Regions from separate parts of the Mus musculus genome. Here region 2 is linked to region 1. Evidence: chromatin loops called from intact Hi-C (ENCODE). Cell type or tissue: gastrocnemius. All regions are shown on one strand.

Region 1 (8,000 bases):
TGTCACTTGTCTCTCTGTGTGTGTGTGTGTGTGTGTGTGTGTGTGTGTGTGTGTGTGTGTGTGTAAGACTCACATCTGTGAACTCTCGAGAAAGGAGCAGAGAACGATCAGTTCCACGGATTGCTCTGGAGAGAGTTGCCTAAGGATGAGAAATGTCAATGTCGCTGCTGCCTTGCAAAATCCCACGCTGGAGCAGGGGGTCAGCGGCAGAAGGGCTGCTCCCCAGTTGTCACAAGCCTCCACGCTTTGTCAACAAGGTTAGAGAGACCATTGCTGCCGTGTTGGACCAGCCTTAGGAAGGCCCTTTCAGAACGTAGATGTTACAGAGACACTCAGTTCTGCTAAGTGACTCCCTTTCGTATTTTATTTCTGCCCAGAAGGCGTTGCCTCTGGGTCTTACATTCCTGGCAAGGGAAGCTTCCTGTCTTTGGAGAGTCTTCAGATCATGAACTTACCTGCTTGATTATTCATTGGTTTTGGAACAAGGTGCTCTAGAGTCGTAGTCACTGGTGGGTGGCACCTGTCTGGAGTTTACTGTGTCACCATGCAAAGTGTTCTCTGTGCATATTTAGGCCGTGCATCTCCTCAGGGTGGGTTCTGTGATCAATTCCGTCTTACACCACAGGAGACAGAGGCTCAGCCTGGTTTCCAAGCCCTCCCAGGGCCGCCCAGCCTGCAGCTGGGAGAGTGAGGCTCGGGGCAGATGGGAGCACTAACCCCAGTCCTACAGTTTGTCCGCCAGTCTGATGAGTGTCTCAGAACCTCCGTGCCCTCCTCTGGCAAACGGCTGCGCCGAAGGAAGAAGCTCCAACAAGGCCAAGGCCTTGGACAACTTGGCATCTGCATTTTAGCTTTGCAAGATTCCAAATGTTTGTTCCTACCAGATCAGATCTGGTGAATTCTAAAATTCTTCTAGGTGGGGGCATGCAGCAACCCTGACATATGCACCTCTATTGGTTTGCTTTGGTTTTTTTTGTTTTGTTTTTGTTGTTTTTTTTTGTTATTGTTTGTTTTGTTTTTGTTTTTGTGTGTTTTGAGACAGCATCTATGGTACTCAGGGTGGGCTTGAACTCTTAGACTTGAAACATCCCCTTGCACTGGGTCTCTAAACCTCAGTGACCTCAGTACACTCCATTGCCCATGACTTCATAATGAGTGTGTATGTGTGTGTGTGTGTTTTGTGTTTGTGTGTTGGGAGCATGCACATGTGTGTAACTGCATGTGGAGTCTGGAGATCACCTCTGGTGGCATTCTTCGGGCCCCTTTCACCTTATTTTATGAAACGAGGTTTCTTCCTGACCTGGAGCTGGCCAGATAAGCTAGGCTGGCTGAACGTTGAGTGCTGAGAAGCCTCCTGTCTCCCTGTCCCCAGCACTGGGTTTACAAACCCTTGCCCTCACACCCAGATTCTTTATATGGGCTCAGAAGATGAAACTCAGAGTTTCCAAACTGTAGTTTACCAACAGAGCTACGCCCCCCAGCCCTCGTGTTTCTGAGGCAGGCTCTGGCTCTGGCTCCCTGATATGTAATTGTTTACAGTCAAACTCCAAATGCAATCTCCTGATTTAAAGGTCCACCTGTCACTGTGCCACCTGAGAGATCCAAGAATGTCCCTTTGGGACACTTGGCCTCAGAAGGTATAAACTGGGAGGTTTGAAGGACGTTCTCTTTCACTAGCTCCCTTTACAGAACGTGACAGATGCTGTTGTGGGAACTCACAGAAGAGCTCAGAGGTGCAAGGGCTCTGGAATGTTCTGGAGGCTCCAGCCACACCCTACCTCACCCAACCCCAGTAAATATGTTTGGCCAGTCCCATTCATCCTTGAAGGGCCCTCAGCCCTGTCCTGTGGGCCACCAGAAGGCGTCTTTTCAAGCTGCTGTGTGCTGGCCACAAAGGCTCCTTTGTGGTGTTGGTGATAACACTCAAAGTTACCTGGAGGAGGTGCTGGGGAACTGGCCTCAGAATGGAGTCTATCTTGGTGGCAGGGAAAGCTCAGGTTTTTGCCCAGAACTTTATAGTTTGCAATGCATATCGTAGGTGGTAGGAGCTGTCAGGCTGCACCTTCATAGTAGCTATTGGAGAGAGCAAGAGACTTGTGTGTGTGTGTTCCCCTGCCCAGCCAAGAAGTGGCTCCTCCTGTGTGACGATCACAGAAAGATTGTGTTCAACAGGGGGACACTTGGGAAAGAAGGATGGGGACAGAGCCGAGAGGACTGTTACACATTAGAGAAACATCAGTGACTGTGCCAGCTTTGGGGTAGACTGCACAAAAGCCCTGAGGCAGCACAGGCAGGATCCAGTCTGCTGGTCCCAGGAAGCTAACCGTCTCAGACAGAGCACAAAGCACCGAGACATGTGCCACAAGGCTTGTGTAGAGAGGTCAGAGGACAGCGTACAGGTCCCAGAGATCAAACTCAACCTCACCAGGCTTGGCAGCAAGCCTTTACCAACCCACCCCCACCCCACCCACCCTGCACGCGCCCCTCTCCCCTCCCCATGGTCTCCCATGGCTATCTCACTTGGCCCTAAAATGTTTAAGGATGACACTGGCTGCTGAGTGGAAATGAGACAGCAGAAGTCAACAGTAGATTTTAGGAAAGCCAGAGAAAAAGGCTTGTGCTGTTTTTAGAAAGCCAAGGGACAAGCTAAGATAGGGCCCAAGTAATTTCAGGGAACAGGCAACAGCCAGTCTAGGCAGGGGTGTGTCCTCCACACTCAGGGCATTATGGAGTGTGAGGGGATCGCAAAAGGAAGAAGAAAGAAACACGCTTCTGAAGAGTTAACTTTGTTGTAGTGGAGTCTGGCCTCTGACTACTTGAGCCCTCCGAACATAACAACACAAATTTTATGCGCATGGCATAGGAAAGATCAGGATCCAGGGTGTACATCCAGGGAGAGCCAATTGAGTTATCTGCCCACCACCAGTCTCCGAGACCCTCATACGTGCAGGAAAGGACAAGACACACTGAGCATAAAACATGCAAGAGCGTGTCTGAGCTTTCACAGATGAGCTGTCAAAGGGCTGTTTAAAAAAAAAAAAAAAAAAAAAAAAAAAAAAAAAGCCTCGTGTGACTGGAGAGCTGATATGCTCTACTTTAAGTAAAAGAAGCCCCAAAGACCAGGAAAAGCCAAGAGCCCTCAGCACCTGCCTGTGGCTGGCGTTTTCCCCCGGCGACTGCTGCCCCCTGCTGACCAAATCAGCATACGGCAGCCTGCCCAGCAGGCAGGACGCACAGCTATGGGCTCTCTCACTTTGCATTCAGAACACAGGGGAGGTGAGTCAGTCCCACAGCTACTGCTCTTTGTTGAGATGTCCACTGCCAAGCACTGCATCAGCAGAGACACAATCAAGTGGGCCCGCACGGGTGCCAGGCACATAGACCTCAAAGGTCATTGCCACAGGAAGCGTCGCACCAGATGTGGTGTTTTGCCTTAAAGCCAATTGTAAAGCAGAGCATGGCTGCAGCCTCAGGCAGCCCCCTGGGGACCCATCACATCCCAGGCTGTGCATCAGAGCCGGTGTTTATGAGTTCTTCTGCTACACATCTATGTTCTGTCATGGGAACAGGGAGGCCAACAACTGAGCTACTAGGAACCAAGGGACATGGGGGTGGGGGTGGGGAACAGAGAGAGAGAGAGAGAGAGAGAGAGAGAGAGAGAGAGAGAGAGAGATTCAGACCTAAGCAGTGTGGTCCAAAGACCTCAAGATTTCCATTTCAAATCAGTAGCCTTTTCTAAGTGAGCAGTTTCCATCCATGAAAGAGTTTGACCCCAAGGGGACATTTGGCAATGACTGGAGACATTTCATTGTTGTCTACAGAGGTGTGATGATTTGGGTAGCTAGTGGGTCAGAGATACAAGCTCATAGTGGCTCCCCTTCCCCCTGCCCATATTAAAGTATCAGCTGTGCCCAGAAGAAACCTGGCTCAGCCTGGCACAGGGTCTCCTTGTGGGGCTGTGTGAAGCTGATGCCAAGCTCTGCTTTACCGGTCCCCATTCACAAGAGCTGCAAAGTCCCTGCCTTCTCTGCTCAGCACTGGCTCGGACCTGCATGCACCAGTGACTGAGTCTTAGTACCCAGAACTCATTCTTCCTGAGGCCCAGTCTAAACTATACGAGGCACGCCTCCCCTAACCGTCTCTTTTGTACCCAACCATTTTGCTACTACTACCCTGTGTGGGTAAATGGACCCTAATGTCATCTAGACAGAGGGAGTAAGGACCTGGAGCTGTTCACAGTGTGATGATGGAGGAACCTAGGCTATGCAGTGGGCCCGAGCAGCCCATGCCTTCTGAACAGAGTGTGGCAGCTGTCACTGCCTGGCTACGTACTGCAGCTCATGCATACCGCTGTCCATGCTGTCAGGAGTCCCATGACCCCAGAACGATCCGAAGGTTCCTGGGAACAACGTGTCAGCAGCTGCCTCTACAACCCACTCTCAAGCAAAGCCTTCTGTGCAAAGAACCCCCTCCCCCCCACACACACACACACGTCAATGTCAGCACCCACAACCCCGCCTCCAACTTTGGCAGCAGCACTGTTAACCCTAGTAGAGAGAAGTAGAGAAGTCAGCTCTCGCTCAGAGTGTAGTCAGGGGAGAGAGAGGAGCCAGGAGCAAACTGCCCCACATCTGAACAACGGCTGCCCCCTCCCACTGGTAGTATTACCTGCCTGAGAACTGGCGTGAGAATGGGTACTTGTTGGATCTCAGTAGTAGAGCCCTTCCCAAGTGGGCATAGGGCCCCGGATTCAAGTCCCAATACCACAGACAATAAAGAATAAATAAAATAAACAATTGGTGCTTGTCATATTACCAGAAGAGTAAGCCCTATGAGATTCGTCTCTTTTTTATTTTATTTTATTTTTTCGAGACAGGGTTTCTCTGTGTATCCCTGACTGTCCTGGAACTCACTCTGTAGACCAGGCTGGCCTCGAACTCAGAAATTCACCTGCCTCTGCCTCCCAAATGCTGGGATTAAAGGCGTGCACCACCACGCCCAGCTGATTCGTCTCTTCAAAAACACCCCCCCCCCCCGAGTGTCTCGCCGTGCTGGGGACTGTCCTAGAGGCCAATGACCAAAAGCTATTGAGTGTCTCTTCTCATGAGGCTAACTTTCAAGTGGAGAATTCTGCAAAGCACCCTGGCACATCCTTTCCACCAGTGGCCAAGGCCAGGAAGACAGTACAGTAAAGCAAGGTCAAGCTGCCAAATGGAAAGAAAGTCTTTCCATTGAATGGCTAGGGATGGACGGCTAGGGACATGCCACTGGGGCTTCGAGCTGAAAGTCATGGGGAACAGAGCTCTGCAGCCATGCTAGGAACATTACGTGTAAAGGCCCTGGGGTAGGGAAGTTCTCAAGGAAAAATATAGCAGCCCCAGGACCACCTAAGAATGGCTACTTGCATGTTAGGGTACAGTGGAATTGCTCAGGGTGCCCAGAGAGCTCAAGGGTCATAGCATGAGGGCATCTGTGGTCCTGCCCTAAATCTTCCCTTACCCAACATTGATTCCAAATATCTATGGACACTCTTCTCAGTCACCTGCCTCTCAGCTGGGCTTGTTGGCTCCGCCCCCCCCCACCCCCCTGTGCTTAGTACTCTCTGAATATCTATGGAATGAATTCCTCAAAGAAGGCACCACCTGACATTTCCAGAGAAACACCTCTTCATCCAGACAGGACAGACAGACCAGAGAAACCCTACCCATGTTTGCCAGTGTGGCAAACCAATCAGATTACAGGGGTTTGTTACAGAAGCATAGACAAGGGTTCCTAGGGGATCCTGGGTAACTCCGAGGCAGCACTAGCTCTACCAGTTCCTCCTGATACAGGCATCTTTGCAGAGAGACGGTGCCTCTCTAAATGTTCGAGATCAGAATCCTGGGACCCAGTAAACGTTGAGAAAGCAGCAGTGGGGTGGAGAACTTCCCCTGGCCAACCTACAGCAGCAGTGCTGAGCCAGCATGGTGGACACACACCCCACCACACTCCAAAGACGTGTGTGTGGAGAGCCTGGCTCCCAGAGCAGGGGGTGATCAGAACTAAGGCTTTTAGGGGAAGTGATGAATCTCTGACTTCATTCATCAGTGGACTACAGATCCATTGATGGGTACTGTCTTAGTTAGGGATTTTACTGCTGTGAACAGACACCATGACCAAGGCAAGTATTATAAGGACAATATTTAATTGGGGCTAGATTACAGGTTCCCAGGTTTAGTCCATTATCATCAAGGTGGAAGCAGGGCAGCATCCAGGCAGCCATGGTGCAGGAGGAGCTGAGAGTTCTACATCTTCATCTGAAGGCTGCTAGCGGTAGACTGACTTCCAGGCAGCTAGGATGAGAGTCTTAAAGCCCACACCCACAGTGACACTCCTACTCCAACAGGGCCACACCTTCTAATAGTGCCCCTCCCTGGGCAGAGCATATACAAACCATCACAGGTACCTAATGTGATGGGCTATGGGGAGGTGCCTGGGAAATGGAACCTAGTTGAAAGAGAATGTGACTTTGGGGGCATATCCTGGGAACTATTTCTTCCTTTCCCAACATGAGGTGGCTATATGCTTATATGCTGTTGTTGTTATGATGGTCAACCAAATGGCCAAACTAAACCTTTCCTCCTTTAAATAGTTTCTCTCCGGTGTTTTGCTACAGTAACAACGCCCCGATGCATGGACACTCGCCTACTTCCTGTACCCATGAGTTGGTTTCTATCTTCAGAGTTCCAGAGGTTACATGCCTTGCAGAGCCATATCCCACTTAGTGGCAAAGCAAGAGGGGCTCCCAGGAAAGTCAGGTGGCATTTACCCACCCTCCCCTCATGAGGGGCAACACCAGGATAGCATCCATTCACCCATAACAGAGGAATCCGACTGAGAGAGGCGTGTCCTCCCATCCATTAAGATATCACGTCAAATTAGGCCTATTTTAGATTTTAGTTTAATTTAACTGATACATAACATAAAGTGATATATAGTTACATATGGATATACTGTGTGAGTTTCCATCAGGACCTCGCTCTTTCCCCCTTCCGGAAGGTGCACAGCACGGGTGCTGTCCGCAGTTGTTTGCTGTGCAAGCATGCAGGGCCTTCCTGTCTTCCTCACTGCTCAACGTTGCACATTTTTCCCTCCCCGCTATTTCAGTTTTTAGGGTTCATAACATGCTTGGGCTTTAAAGATGGCATTTCGATTCTGGACGTGAAGCAAAGGTTAGGTCTCCAAATGTTCTTTGCACCCGGGGTCGGGGAAAGATACCAATAACATCCAGGACCCGCGACAGCAGCTTCCTTTACTGCGCAGGCGCCATTTCAGCGGCGTCACCCCTCTCAGTGTGGGCGAATCCATTCCCAGGAAGAAGGGGCAAGGTGCAGCGAATCCCAAACTCTTCGCGATGGTTAAAGCCATGCTCTGGCCAATCAGAAAGCCCCATTAATTCCCGCCTCCGGCTGCATCCTGGTTGGGCTGCGTCTCCAGAGACGCTAGGCGGTGCCCAGCGGTGATTGACAGCATCTAAAGCCATTGGCCAAGCTGAGAGCAGTTAAAGAGCAGAAACCTCTCCGCTTTGTTCCGCGAAGGGAACCGGTTTTCCCCGCCTCCTTCTTCTATTGGGTGCCTGGGGTCTCCGAGCTTTTGAGAGCAACCAATCAGGAGACAATATGGAGGGAGAAGGCGGGTTGATGATGGTTGCCAGGAGCCTGTTTGGCGCGACTCTTGGGACCAGAGGACTAGTGGTTGTGTCTCAACTCTTCTTTGGGCCGGGTCTAAGGCTGGACTTGGAACGGGTTCTGCTCCGCCCCACCGGAACCTTTGCAGGCTGCCTGGGGCCTGAAGCCCTCCGTCCACCCAACCCTAGCACCCGGGCCATCATCCATCCCTCCATCACGGCCTCAGGCCCTGGTGTCAGCTGTCCCCGAATCCTAACCCCCTTTCAGCGTCCCCCACCCCCACGTCTCCGCTAGTACCTGGTTACTATGGTGAAGCTAGCTGCCAAATGCATC
Region 2 (8,000 bases), 140 kb before region 1:
AAATAAATTCAAATAAGCATAAAAATACAAGCATTGAAATGTCAGATTTTTTTTAAAAGTAGCTTCAGTGATACACTGGTAATTTCTTATCTCCCAATACAGAGCTACAGAGATAGGAGACCAGACAGTAGGAGAGGGCCCCTGGGCAGGGGGACAGCAGTTAGTTCCAGATGAACAGAAACCTTCCACCAACCTCTGGACTGATTCTATTCTCAGAGATCAGTGTGCCCGAATCGTATACCTCTAATCCACAACACTGCAGATCCTCATGTCCAGACACCAATGGGTTTGTTTTACTTCATATTTTCTTTTATTCAACAGAAAACGAAAGTCAAGAAGTTCGGTGGCTGACTTGTCGCGAGGGGTGCAATCCATGGGGCACACGGCAGGTGTTTTGGTTCACAATGGTGTTCATTAGGTACTTAGTCAACCCTTTCTCCCCGTGCAGTAGCTATGCCATAGTCATGGCAGCAAACGACACAGAGTATGAATTGTGTGGTACCTATGAGAGGCTCTCATGGAACAGGGGATACTAACACAAGGCAGGTGGTCTCTGTCTGATAACTGGATCCACCCTCCTATGTGGCCTTGAAATTCAGAGAGATTAGTATCTCCTCACACATTGCATAACCATTTCTCCAAATATCTTACTGTTTGAGGAAATTGACACATCACCCAGACAGCCCTTGAAATCAATGCATAAATGGTCATGTCCACCATCCCCACCTACACGGGACACCCCGGACATGTAAAACTGACAAGAAATCCTTGATCCTCAGATCATACAGCAGGAACAACATGTCTTGTTGGACAACCTACTACTCTTTGGGATCAGTGTCACACTAGGGCTCAATAGGGTCCTTGTCACCAACCTCCTGCTACTTACTTTATATAATACCCATTGCTTTCTTAACACAGACTGTCCCCAGATAAATGTGCCCTTGCCCCAAGGGAGCCATTCTCACTCGATTTCAGATCTCAACTCAAAGTGAAAATGAACACAGCTAGTTAGCAGCCCAAAAGGCCATTAAGAAGGACTTCCCACAGAACAACATTGGTAAGATATGACTAAGCTATCCAAATGTTTACAGGTCACCTTTTAAACTGGAAGTCCCTGGCATATTTATGCAGTGTATCCTATGCTTTGGAAATTAGAGCCTTGGAAACAGTACCTGTCTCAAAGCAATAGATATACATATTAACTCTACCATAATTTATACAAGTGAAGTTTTAAATATGTTTCCATATATTCCCTCACGTCTTAGTCAGCTTAACTAGCAACTCGACCAGCCTAGAGTCTCCTAAGAAAGCAGTCTCAAGTGAGGACTTGTCCAGATCAGATGGGGTTGTCTTGACTGTTTCTTGGCTTGAGATAGCATCTCCCTATGCAGCCCTGGATGGCCTCAAACTCACAGAGATCAGCTTGCCTGTGCCTCCAAAAGGCATGAGCAACCACAGAAGTTGTCTTGATTGCTTATTGATGTAGGAGGGCCCCGCCTACTGTGGGCGGTACCATTCCCTAGGTATGTGATCTTGAGCTGTATAAGATAGTTACATAAGCATGAACCTACGAACCAGCCAGCACACAGTGTCCTGCCACGGTTCATGGCTCACACTTCTGCTTGAGTTCCTGCCCCGACTTCCCCTCCATGGTGGGCTGTGACCTGAAATAGGTCTTTTCCTCACCTATGTTGCTTTGACCACGGTACTTGTCCCACCATGAATAAATTCACAATAAGTCACATACACCGATATGCTCATTCATGACTCTTCAGAATCAGGCATACAGCCCTTCCTTAGCTCTTACCCCTCAGTGTCTAGGACACAGCTTTTCAAGTCTTAATGGCAGGAAGGAACAAAGCTTACCATTGAGGGCAAAGGGCAGGCATGATGCTCCTTCTATTCTGAGGAAAGCATGTTTGCTGCAGCTCAGCGCTTGCTGCCAGGATCAAGCTTATTCCAGCTGTCACAGGTCTAAACACACCCAGGACACAGGTACCACACACAGCACTGTGCTCACATGGGGCAGGACAGATGCCTGTGGATCAATCAAAGCTCCCAGTGGCTTTGATGCTCCTGGCAGTCCTAGGTATGTGACAAACGTGTCTCACTAACAGGATTCCTGGGCTGGCCAACACACTGTTATAGAGTGATATAGTCCACAGTTGGTTGGCAAGTCTGGCTTTCCTAAGACCCAAGCTCCGAGTTTGGACCTCTAACTTCACTGTCCCTTGATACAACTCAAGCACCAGCTAGTTATGGACTAGTGTAGAATCAATTCCCTGTACTCAACAACGGTATAGACACCGAAGACGTTTTCATCTTTGCCAATTAAGTCGCCACATTTATGAACATTGTAAATGGAAAAACAAAACAAAACAAAACAAAGCCGCAACTCACACAGCTTGTTTTGGAGGAGGAGAGCATCCCAGATCTCTCCATCCCAGGCTTTTCCAAACCTGCTCTGCTCCTCACTTTCAGTGAATTTGGTGGTGTGGTGGGTGACAAAAGATAGCTATGCCCAAACTGTTCTGTGACAGCTGGAGGCAGCCTGGGCTGTCATTCAGACCTGGCCCTATGGACTTGGCCAATGAGCAACCAAAAAATCAAGAAGGAAGTCCCTTAAACAAGATACCAACTCATCCTCTGACAGTTAAGAATTCTGTCACAATGATGTGGAGGGTGTCTCTTAACGCTGTGCAGAGACAGGCACGATGGCGTGCTTCTTTGTAGAGACATTTGTCAGTGAACAGCTGTTGACCCAATGTTTGCTCCTGGGATGTTCCACATTGCCTTTCATGCAGTTGACAGAGGGCCACTGCTCTCCATCCTGGAATAATCTAATTGTCAAACATGCTCACTTTAAAGCCCTCCGAGGGAGCACCCATGGGAGATCTTATACTTGAGACCTCCGAGTCTCTGTCACATCCACCAGGTTGGGAACTTCTCACACACCACAGCAGAGCCTCTGCAGCAGCATGCTGAGCAGTTAACAGGGAGAGATGGGAATCTGCTCTCTGGAACATCCCTGGGAAAAGAGCTCTCCAAAGGAAGGCCAAAGTTTTTATTTTCTGATTGTTTAGTAAGGCAGAGGGAGAGCACAGCAGTCAGGAGACATTGGATCCATGACAGCTGGGGAAGCCAAGCCTAGCCTGGTAGGGTCTTTTTGTTGTTCTTATCTTGTGTCTCTGTCTCTCTGTGTGTCTCTGTCCCTCTCCTCCGTTCCCTTCCCCTCCCCTCCCCTCCCCTCTCTCTTTCTCTCTCTCTCTCCCCCTCTTTTCACCCCCTTCTTCTCCCCCTGCAAGGAAGACCACAGCTGTCCAGGCAGAGCTTGCAATGCTCCACCCTGACAGGGAAGTCCCTGGCTGGATTTGCTGGAGAGAAGCTTCTGACCCCGATTTCTCTCGGGTGCTAAATCCCAAGGTGATGTCTCTTTCTGCTGTGGCAAGGTCAGGAGGGGATTGCCTTGGGCTGGACAGGGCAGGCTTGAAGAATGTCTTTCTGGGCCTGCTTCCCTGAACTTCCCCTCTTGTCCTGGGAGGGGCTGTGACTTCAGGAAGGGGCTGCAATCAAGGGCTGGCCACTAGGTGGCCCGGTGGAGAAGAGCTTCAGCGAGGAGTGTGCACTGTCAGCTTGGCTCCTCTGTGGGTTTCCTGCTTAAGAGACCTGCACAGTACAGATCTTTCTGCCTGGCAAGGATTTCTGTGACCAGAGAGTTTGAAGCTTCAATTTCTGCCCCAGGAAAAGCCTAACCACACTGCCCACCAAGGGACTCACCTTAGTAAGGAGCTGGGTTATGGTCAAAATCTATGCAGTTCCTAAGCCTAGGATTCTTTCCAAAGTTTGCCTGGTAGGTGTATGCAGGAAGACTGACTTCCACTCAAGGTCTAACCTTAAGTTTCTGAGGGGCACTGACATCAAGGACTGGGTACACCAGACTGTCTTGGTTCTCTACATCTTTGTGTTCCTGGCCAACTGTCCTATGCCTGGATCCCTCTCTGACAACTTGGGCTGCGGTCTTTAATGGTGCACCTCAGGTGAGGTCCCCAAGGAGAAAGAGAAAGTCCTTGACAACACATATCCTCTTTCCAGTTGTAACCTTCACCCCATGCCTTCCCAGTCCTTTCCAGAGCCTCCCCAGACTGCCAGAACTTTTGTTCTGGGTTCTCTCAACAATAGAGAGGGTCATGTATGTGCTGACCCATCTGACCCTCTGTCTACCTTCCTCAGGGGAAACAGTAGAGCAATGGCTGCGTCCTCTGGGCCGGGCTCCTGCTTTTTTGAACCCAGCAAGTGTTGCAGAAGAATGCCTTTGTCCTTTCCATTTCCCTTAGACACTACAACTGTTGGGAGCTCAGCTGAGCTCCTTACAACTGGGACCCCCTTTTCTTGGGCAAGGAAAGATGTGTCTCAAACTCAGGCCTTCCTGTGGGGACATCCAGTCCACACCTAGGAAGTGACATGAAAGTGAAATATTGGAACTGGAAAATCATCCCCCTGAAGATATAGAATTGTCGATGATATAAAACCATGAAGCCAGAACAGATAAGCAGATGAACCTGGAAAACCTTCCTTCTGGTCTCACAGGGACCTTCTATGTGTACCAATGAAGATTTTTTCTATTCAGGTAAACACTACAAGTGGGCAAGGCTCAGCCTCCTTAGCCTTTGCAGTCCTGAGCTCTGAATACAAGTGGCTTACAGGCTGGGCTTGTAGCTCTAGGTTTTGACAAAAAGGAGACTGTGGCTCCAGGCATTTAAAGGCAGAATGGCTACAGCTCTAGGCTGCAGTTTGAACAAGCTCTAAGCCTTCCTAAACTAGAGACTCACATCTCTGAGCCCTGAGAACGAGGAACTTCACAGAGTCTTGTGTGTTTTCAGGTGGGCTGCTTATTGCTTTGAGACTTGAAAACCAGCAGGCTTGAACTCAGAATCCATCCCTGTCTCCACATGGAATATGCAAAAGTTAATGAGAGTATCCTGAAGCTGCCAGGCCTGGAGCAGGGCCTCCTGGGGCAGCAGTCATGGCTTCCCCAGCAGCCCTGCTTGCTTTCTGATTGAAGTGTTTCCTTCTGGTAGTAACAGACTGTTTAATCCAGCAAGGATTAATGACCCCTTTTGTGTTTTAAACACTCTCTGACCCCCTGTGCTTTTAAACACACCAAAAGGCAGAAAATGGATTACTTGACTTACATCATGATGGGAAGCCATGTCAACTGGAATGTGAGGCAGTCTGCAGTCAGGGAGCAGAGAGCCTCAACCTCTGGGGCTCAGCCAGCTTTCTCCTTCTTATGTAGTCAGATACCCTAGCCAAAGGTATAGTGCCATGCACATTGACACGGGTCTCCCCATGTCAGTCAGTCTAATCTAGAAATGCCTTCACATGCTCTCCATGATGATTCTAAATCCAGTAAAGGTGACAGGAAAATGAGCCATGAGCACACAGCTGTCATGACTGCCTGCAGGGACTGTTGAAGGAGGGGCCACTTGGCATCCAGCTCCTGATCAAAGCAGCCAAGCACAGTGTGACCACTGGACTAGACTAGACTCATGGGCAGAAGGATAGGTTTATCCAGGATTGAATTGCCAAGACTATCTCTAAGAAGGCAGAGGGAGAAGCAATTTGGGGTGGTGTGGAGCAAACAGATTTTATGTGTCAACAGGGTAGGGTCCTTGAGCTGAGACAGCTGGCTGGACAGATTAACCCAGAAATAGATATCTTTGCCTAAAGTGGTTGACTGTTGGGGCTGATTAAGGGAAGTTTCTCATAAAAAGAAACCTCCTTGAGATGGCTGCTTTTCCAGTAAATAGAAATCTGTCTTTAGACTTGTTTATCCAGTAGCATACTTTCGGATTACCCAGCCAAAGCCCCTCTGTTTGGGACACTGTCACCAGCACTGTCATTTTGGGTGCTGCCTTGAACCTAAGGGGCACAAGGAGAGTTGTCTGTCAACTCTCATTTAAGGACAGGCACAGAAGGCATAGTAAGTTACATTTCTAAGACAACCAACATTGCTTAGTCACAACCATGCACCGTTAGAGTGTTAAGCATCTCTGACTCACCTCAGATAGGGCTGTGAGGTCCCACTTTGGCCACTGGCAGATGTCACATGAGGAGTGGTCTGACAAACAGATGGGAAAGACATGGATCCATCTTAGTCTTGGGATCTTGCTTTGAATGTCATGGAAGTTGACTCCTCACTGATGGGGACTTCAGTTTTTTCCACAGAACAGAAGAGAATTCTATGCTGTATTTACATTAAAGAACTTTAAATTTATTACACTCTATCAGTTTTTATATCTCACGTGCATGGCATATACTTATAAACCTACACCCCTAGATATCTACCATCAGGTCATGTACAACATCCTAATCCAAGGTGGCATTTGGGTCCCTGCCTAGTTGCTCTCTCAGTAATGGGTGACTGTTGGTGGCCATTGCTCAGGTGCCTTACTGTATACCAACTATGCCTGCTTCTGAAAAGACTATGATAAAACATACAAAAATTAATGCTCTTGGTCCTTACATGAGCACAGTCACTGCCTATGTACACTTAGGTGACTGTCACTACTGCACATCTCCTGAGCATTCCCGCCCCCTCACCTGAACAGGCCAGTACATGTCATTCTCCTCTGTGTGTCCCAGACACCTGCATTCCACTTCCTGCCTCTGTAAATTTGACCAAGTAGGGACCCCGTCTATGTCTCATTGCCCTGTCTGTTCTTCTGTGCCTGGCTTAGCTCAGTCTATTTTCCTCAGGATTTATCTGACTGTAGGCCAGGCCACAGCATTCTCCCTCTGTAAGTCTGATTGATACAGAGATGATGGGGACAGTATGATGGTGGCTGTCAGGTCCAACAGAAACTCCAATTCCCTGAACTCCAAAAGGCAGTCCAGAAGTCCAGAAATGAGCTCACACTGGACTGTAGGAGGATTTCCAGTAAGGAGACAAAAAGCAGCACTTCTCAGGAATTGTAAAGCCAACGCCCCTCTTCCTACAGGAAAGGAGGCAATTCCCTTCCCTCTGACAGAAAGGACATATGGCTCCCTGGACTCCAGGCTCCTTCAGTACCACAGTGCCTGTTACACATCTCAAAGTCTATGCTGCACCCCAGGCCTTCTTCCTTCTTCCTCTCCCTTAAACTCATGATCTTCCCTCTCCCAAGCTACTCCACTCCTAAGGACCATGCTATCCTCAATGTGCCTCACCCCCTTCACTCTCTTGCTTTTCTGAACCCCCCTCCCCCGTTTCTGCTTCTCTCACCATGTTTTCTCCAGTTTCTATCCACTGCTATTCTCTCCTGCCTCACGGTAACCCTGGCCAGGTCAAGTATGCTTGCCTTGTTCAGTTTTTTTCCCCTCTTTCTGCTCTAGACTCTTCTAGATTCTTCTGGCTGTTCTCTCTCTCTCTCTCTCTCTCTCTCTCTCTCTCTCTCTCTCTCTCTCTCTCTCCTGTCTGTCTGTCTGTCTGTTTTTTTGTGTGTTTCTGTCTGTCATACTCTCTTTCTCATTTACAATCCAAACCATCCCTTAAATCACCATGGAGTGACAATATAATGTATCATTTATACAGTGTGGATGGTGATGATGACGATAGTGATAATGGTGATGAGGATGGTGGTGATAATGATGCTGATGACAGTGATGTCATTGACGATGATAATGGCGGTGATGAGGATGCAGATGATGACTGTTGTGATCATGGTGATTGCATCGATGATGATAACACTTGTGATGAAGATGCACATGATGATTGTAGTGATGATTTCTAAAGGGAGATTTTCAAAATTCCTTATGTAGAAGCTTATGTCATCTCAGGTTTGATCAATACAAGGCCAATATGATCTCACATGATCAGAGTGAGCTCTGTCTGCATCTCTTTCTGCACATCCTTGAAATCCTCTCAGGTACTGTGAGGAACCTTCATCTCATCTTGTAGATTTCTGACTCCAGCCTTGGACTCACTCCAAAGTGCTCAGAGTCCTCATAGTGTAGAGTCA

What was found. Hi-C counts contacts between places; a loop is a spot of excess contacts. Peaks named below come from ENCODE experiments on the same cell type or tissue, not always from the same donor. Only the 100,000 strongest peaks of a DNase experiment are listed, where the experiment ranks them.
Region 2: it touches region 1 in a loop (6-fold over the local background); 16 of 42 quality-filtered maps call a loop at or near these places.

Annotation. Positions count from the first base shown.
Region 1 is chr15:78,173,776-78,181,775 of GRCm38, reverse strand. It overlaps Ift27 (intraflagellar transport 27), which reads left to right and starts at 7,695. Exons shown (of 7, transcript NM_025931.3): 1 at 7,695-8,000. The coding sequence starts at 7,974. In gastrocnemius, a CTCF peak has its summit at 3,192 (motif pointing left); DNase peaks (open chromatin) are centred at 3,197 and 7,468; H3K4me3 peaks cover 1,470 bases; H3K27ac peaks cover 1,162 bases.
Region 2 is chr15:78,316,593-78,324,592 of GRCm38, reverse strand. No RefSeq gene overlaps it. Among named protein-coding and RNA genes, the nearest start is that of Csf2rb, 5.4 kb to the left of the region's middle. In gastrocnemius, a CTCF peak has its summit at 3,582 (motif pointing right); DNase peaks (open chromatin) are centred at 3,581 and 5,493; H3K27ac peaks cover 1,057 bases.